2 separate regions of the Mus musculus genome follow, and region 1 is linked to region 2. The links are chromatin contacts, found by Hi-C or POLR2A ChIA-PET in ENCODE. All regions are on one chromosome and are shown on one strand. Each heading gives the region's core, a stretch centred on a gene start or an enhancer-like site at or near the end of the contact. The rest is flanking DNA. Distances are from core to core; before and after follow the strand shown.

Evidence for each region. Hi-C counts contacts between places; a loop is a spot of excess contacts on that map. ChIA-PET counts read pairs that join two places held with the same protein, here RNA polymerase II (POLR2A).
Region 1: a map of v-Abl transformed pro-B cells shows a loop between it and region 2 (4-fold over the local background). The contact joins two enhancer-like sites. A Hi-C loop is called at or near these places in 4 of 37 maps with a recorded cell type or tissue (Patski, mouse trophoblast stem cell and v-Abl transformed pro-B cells). POLR2A ChIA-PET finds 5 or more read pairs at or near these places in 1 of 5 experiments (Patski).

The regions. Positions count from the first base shown.
Region 1 is chr10:90,858,367-90,861,644 of GRCm38, reverse strand. The region is part of intron 17 of Anks1b (ankyrin repeat and sterile alpha motif domain containing 1B); the gene reads right to left. Among named protein-coding and RNA genes, the nearest start is that of Apaf1, 220 kb to the left of the region's middle. Within about 2 kb of position 1,802, at least 1 of the 3 ENCODE cell types and tissues checked has a DNase peak (open chromatin) inside an H3K27ac peak, as active enhancers do.
Region 2 is chr10:90,727,789-90,731,266 of GRCm38, reverse strand. The region is part of intron 17 of Anks1b (ankyrin repeat and sterile alpha motif domain containing 1B); the gene reads right to left. Among named protein-coding and RNA genes, the nearest start is that of Apaf1, 350 kb to the left of the region's middle. Within about 2 kb of position 1,706, at least 2 of the 3 ENCODE cell types and tissues checked have a DNase peak (open chromatin) inside an H3K27ac peak, as active enhancers do.

The sequences.
Region 1 (3,278 bases), core at 553-3,052, 130 kb before region 2:
TCAGGTATGTGGAAGGCAAGCATGGCGTGCAGCCTCCAACAGCTTCAGTGGAAGGAGTCAATGCTTCTAAGGGGGAGACCACACAGGTATCTGGAGGCAAAAATCACCTTTAAGTTGAGGTAACAACAAGGGTATTTAGTTAATCTTAGTCCTTTGGGGAGATGATAGCAAAATGCTGTAGACTTTAAACAATCCATATGTATTTCTCATGGTTCTGGAGGCTGAAAATCCAAGATCAAGATGGTGACCATGTCTAGCACCTGAGGAATGGCAGCTTCTCACAGCAGGCAGTCTTTAATCATCTCTGGGATATTCCCTTGCTTCAGTCGGGGAATGAGGATTTTAATATATGAATAGGGGCATAACCATTCAGACTGCCTGCAGGCCATAGGGTAGGAACCTCTGGAACAAAGACCAGTGTGACAGGTGCTGTCCCTGTGTCCTTGAGGTACAGCATTCGAGTCCCACTGCCATCTCCAACCGATCCCTAGGAACAAGGTGACTCACTGGGTCTTTTCTGGTCTTATCTCCATCTATTTCCTACACTTAGGTAGAAAGAGTTATCAAAAACGCAGCTGTAATCATGTTAGGGGGCACCCAAGCCTTCCTTCTACCTATCAATATTTCCATGTACCTGGGTTTAGCTCTCGTCTCCCTGGCTCTTGTTCTCCGCTCTAACCCCTTCTTTCCCGTCTTGGGTGCATGGCTGGAGAACCTGTCTGTGACTCTGACTGCACAGACTTCCCTCTGATTCTTGTGCCTGTGTGACTGACACTCCCTCTCTGGGAACAAAACCCCAGCTGCCTCATCACTCACGGCAACTTCCTCATCCTAAGGATGGTTCTAAGCAAGGATGGGGAGTCACACTTTTCAGATCTGCCAGCATCTAGCACGTCCATGCACAGGAGTGATCCATAAATACTGCTTGACCAAATGAACATACGTAAAGGTTGAGGGGAAGAAGAGCAGGGTGGGTGGGGGAAATACATGTTCGAAACTGCATGTAACCGCCTCTAAAGAATTTCTTGTGGAAGCCAGCCAATAACCATTTGTGCTGTTCCATCACTGTGGGTTAGGATAAATTTTCAGGTCCACTAGATTACCTGGGTCCCTCTTTAGAGGCATTGGTGAATCTCATCTCAAGAAGAGACGACTCTGATGTCATTTGAACTCTTTAGTGCACAGGATGCGAGACCGGCTCCAAAACAAAAACAATCTCAATAGTTTTAGAGACAAGGAGGATGTAATCTACTTCCTGCCTCTGACCACAAGAGAAACAACATAAGAGGGCATGAGACCGTAATTATTATTATATAGGCAGGAAAAAGCAGAACCAAGATGAAATGGGACCAGATGCAATCAGTGGATAAGAACGGGGAAGTGGCGGTCATTTTTTTTTCATTTCTTTCCTACACTTCTTAAAGAAAATTACGTCCAGAAGAATAAAAGTCAGTTCTCTGCCTGCATATTACTTCTTAACACTTCTGCCATGGTGAATGGGAGGCAAAGCCTTCTTTGTATCCTCCACATCCAAAGCTACTCCTGGATTATTCATCGGAGTCCGCCCCCTCTTAGCAGACTCTCCAGCAGCTCCATCTGATACCTCTTTTTGTCTCCTGCCACCCCTGCTTAACACACACTGATAGAATGAGAAATGGGCTTCAGCCGCTCCAGGTGCTTAGTTAGGGTCTAGAAGAGGAGAAAGCCCTAGACTCAGATCCACGAAACTGTGATTTAAATTAGAGCACATTTGGACCTGAGGGGGGCCATGGGAGAGGCGCCAAGTGTGGGCAGCACGCTGAACGGGAACACTGGTGTTAGGTGTGGGCTGCTGGGAACGTCCCAGGCGCAGCTTGCCTCATGTTACAGACTAAGAATCCAGCTGTCTGGAGGTGGATGGTGCATATTGCTTCAAAACCGTCAGCAGGATGCACACGTTGGACAAGAAACCTCTAAACAATGTCATGGGAGCACCGGAGTATTCGAATCCAGGACTATGTAGGTGAGGCATTTCCCAAATTATCTTAAATATTGATGATGCGACTAAATGCCTACTTGTATAAAACGTACCAAAGTTAGAAAACTAACTTCCTCGTATGGAAAAGAAGCAAGGGCTGAGGAGAGCTGAAATCACTGACAGGGACAGACAGTGTGGACATACACTGTGTGTGAGGCCTGGGAAAAGGTATTATACCCATTTGGTAGAAGAACACCTCCAAAGGCTCTGAAGATGCTAAGGGCGTGACCAAGCACATGAAGGTAAGTGTCGGTAAAAAAGTGTGGTTGGCGGTGCCCAGCAGCAAAATCCATCAGCAGGGCGGAGAAGCCACCTCCACAGGTCCATCATCTTGTTCTCTTGAAGCTTCCTCAAACCTTCCTTTGTCTCTGAGAGTGCGTTCCTAGAGGTGCTTTCTGCAAGCTCTACCAGGGGAGAAATTGGGTATTTCCTTTCTGCCTTCCATGGAGCTCAGTGGATACTTGATGCTCTGCATAGCAGAGATGGAGAGAATGGACAATCAGTGACTGGCCCAAACTGAGACCCATCTCATCTCGACATCCCAATGGGCAAGAACCAGTCCCTGACACTATTGATGATACTTTCTTACGCTTGCAGACAGGAGCCTCCCGTTACTGTTCTCTGAGAGCCTCCACCCTGAAGCTCATGGAAACAGATGCAGGATCCAGAGAGCCACAGCCAACCATGAGATGGAACTCTAGGGGTCTTGAGGAAGAGTTGGGGGGAGTGGGGGATCTGAAGAGGACAATGACTCCACAGGAAGACCAAGAGAATCCACTAACCTGGACCTTTGGGAGCTACCAGTGACTAAACCACCAACCAAAGAGTGAGCATGGGCTCGACCTAGCTCCCTGCTCACCGCCCACCCAACTCCCTACATCTGTAGCAGAGGTGCAGCTTGGCCTTCATGTGGGTCCCCCAACAACTGGAATGGAGGGGCTACCCCTGACTCTGTTGCCTGCCTGTGGATCTTGGTCCCCTAATTGGCTGCCTTGTCTGGCCTCAGTGGGAGAGGAAACACCCAGTACAGGAGTGACTTGATGTGCCAAAAGTGCTGGTGATACTGGGGGGTGGGGGTAGGGGTGCTCCATCTTCTCAGAGGAGAAGGGGAAGGAGAGTGGGGGAAGGATCTTCTGAGGGAAAACTGGAGGAGGGCTGATATTGGGATATAACGTGAATAAATAATAAATAAATATTGAGGGCCCTAGAAGGAGTTCCTGCCTTTAGGACTACTTTCTACTCAGGTGATAATCTGTTCTGG
Region 2 (3,478 bases), core at 457-2,956:
AATAGTAATTGCTATATTAGTCACGAAACTGATTCCCCAGCACATATGGCTTATATTTAAAATTTTGAAATATAAAAATCCCTTGAATACATTTTCTTATTTATCTCATTTTTAGTAATGTTATGACCATCACTATGTTGAAGATACTGCTAACATACATTGAGTTTACTATGTTCTAGAGTTTCTAATAACATATATGAATATCCCAACTATTATAAAATTAGGAAGCAAAAGACAAAGGAGCTAAATGACTTGCTCAAGGTTTTATGGTTATTAACTAGAATAGCTGAAATGGACTCCAACTGCATCAGTGTTTTTTACTCTGTGGATCTCCTATGTGCTATCGAGTTTCTGCACAGATGGAGTAACTTGGGTCAGAGAACAACTGGAAAATCCAGACATATATGAAGGGATGGATACTGCACTTTACAAAATGAAGGTCAGCAATCCTCAGGAATCAGAAGCCACATGATTGGTCCGTTTTACTGTCTAGGCTGAATACCCAGACAGAACCTCAGGAAGGTGGTACCAAAAGTCTATGTTCTACTCTTACCACATCCCCACCAGCTCAAAGGGCTCTGCCAACTAGACCAGCTGAGACAGATGATATTAAGCAATATGCGAGTAAAGACCTTGATATACTTGGGGACTATGGCTTGGTTGCTAAGCAGGGTTTGCTTGTCATATCTCTTGGTATGCTGCCTGGATCAACTTTAATAGGGATATGAATTGACAGAGCGGGTAGATGTTTAGTAAGAACTGCACATATACAAAGGCTAGCACAATAGAGATGTTGTGTTCATTATTTAAAAAGAAACACATGACATCTTACTAAATGCATTCTTACCAGTTTTTGAAGCATGACCTACACAGTTAGAATTTTTAGAATATTTAGAATAAACAGCCATTTAGAATTACTGAAAGACATATACCATCCATCTATTCTTACAAGGTTACCTGCTACCTCTTTATTCACAGACTATAACTATGTGGGAAGAAGATGGCAACAAAATTACAAAGAATCTCCCTTTCTATACTACTCTGAATTGTTTGAACTAATAAAAACAACTAATTATACCCTGTCACTAAAAATCAAGTATTAACAATGATAACTTTCCTGTTATCAGCTTTTTCAAGGTTGTTGGCTTATGTTAGAAAATGCTTAGGGCTGGCTGTCCCCGCTGCCTCAGAGAGCTACATCTTGTTTAGTCTTTTGCCATTCAGATGTTGTCATATAATTAGCACCAAAAGGCACCTAAGCTTCTATGCTGAAACGGTTCATCTCAATATTCATTTGAGATTTGACCATGCTTCTTTTCACTTAAAATGAAGGAAAAGAAAAAAGGAGTCAGACTTTCAAGTGATCTATGTTGATGCTTACCAACACCTCTTAGTTGCTCCCGGTTGGTGTTTTCAAGGGCAGGTGGATTCTGCGTCTGGTGTTCTGTATGGAACCTGTCCTTGTGCCTGTTTCCGGTAGGGTGGGAAGAGAACAGCTGTCACCTGTCCTGCCTGCTCTGAGAACTCAGCACTGTGTTTGGCACCATGGGGATTTTCCCACAGTGCTTTGCAGGAAAACATCTGACATTTCATGATGATACTTAAACATAAGCTCGACGCGAGCTGGAGGAAGTAATGCGAAACTGGAAAACAGATTAAGAATTTGAAGTGGTCTCTTAAGCCGGGGTGACCCGGGGTGGTTTAAAAGTCCGCTTTATTGACTATTGTACCCTAAAGTGTAAGAGGAGGTTTTCTGACAAGGATTAAGAGAGGAGTTCTGTAAACCTGAATCATGTTTTTCAGAGGTTACTGAAGATCACACTGAGAACAGCTGCTGGGAATGTTAAACACAACCGTGGAGCTTTGAATGGAAGAAAAGCTTCACAAAAGAAAAATATATCATTTTACTGGAAACTTGTGCCTTTGGTGGTGAAGGGACTTGTCAAAGCAGCGATGAGAAAATGGCAGCGCGCATGCCATCCGAACACAGGGACATCAATTAATATGGTTTCTTAATCATAAAAAAAATAAGGTTAAAATATAGATGTAGGCTTCACATGCATCTATGTAAAAAGGAGGCAAGGAACGATCTTCATGGGCTCAGATGAATGGCTACCAACAATAATCCATCCCATGTAATCTAGGATGAATATTAAAACCACAGCCCCAGACACATTTTCCTACTCCCCTTCCTCCCCCAGCCCCCCTCCTCCAGCCCCCCTCCCCCGGCCCCCCCTTTTTAAACCTTTGCAACAAGAAAGATGGAGCCAGCCTTCCTGGTGCCGCCTGCTTTCTGGTTGGAAGAACACCAGACCCACCTAGTGGACATTTCAATTACTGCACACAACTTTTACCTTCGGCCACCGCTGCTGAATTACAGCGCTGACAGAAGCCTTGAAGTGAGATCATTGGTTGCGGTCTCCTTGTGGGTCATAGCAGAAATAGTAATAGTTAATCTCCAACAGATAAAGCTGTCTCTGGCTCCTGAAGGGAAGCCCGTGTCTGCCAACCCCCCGCCACCCCCCCAAAGCCCCCAGCATACTGCTGCAAGCGGAAGGAAGCACCAACAGTCAGTTGGCTGCAGAGACAAGACACCCGATAGGCATCTGGAAGCTTTCAATTTTCCAGGAAAGTCAACGAGCAAGGTGAACAGCTTGGCAGCTGTATCCACCGCGGAGCCCAGCCTTTTGGTGAGCAGGGTGAACTCCACAGAGCACAGCTGACGAATTACACTGTGACCTTTGCGCGAATCCCTGGGCACATAAACTGGGTTTACATTCAATTTCACTTTTTGGAACAGAGTAGCTCATGTGGCTACATTGTACCCAGTGTCCTGTCACTGAGCCAGCTCGGCCTCTGTATCTTGGTAGTCATGGCAGATGTTACATATATTAGACTGTAATTTGGGTCGGAGAAATAAGTGTTCTGGGAGAAAGGACTTTGGTGAAATACAAAAGGTTACAAAGTACAACGTTTTAGCAAATTCGGCTGCTAGGTCAAAGGTGACATCCTTCTACACATGATTTATTTATTATTAGGCATCAGAAGAAAAGGCCGGACATAAGGGGTGCAGAGAGATGTTTCTGTCCTGACTTGTGGGTAGTTGAAATAGTTGGCAGATGGTGGCTTCAGGCTAGGAGTGTGCTCTGTGGCTAGCACTGCCTGGGAAGGGCACATGGATGGACCTGGCGGTCTGTCATTAGAAGCATGTGATGTGCAAACTGTTGCTCCCGAGTTTACTAACAGTTCCTGCTCTTCCATCCCACCCTTCCTCTTCCACATCAATCTCATTGTCTGCCCCCTACTCCCCATGTTTCTCATTAGTACTTCCATCTTCAGCTCATCTCGTCCATCTTCAACATCCTCAACAGCTTCCTTCTTCCGTTTCCTCTTTCTTTCCTCTTTGTCCCTCCTTCCTCCTTCCCTCCCTCCCTTCCTCCTCCTCCTCTTCCTCTTCCTCTTCCTCCTCCTCCTCTTC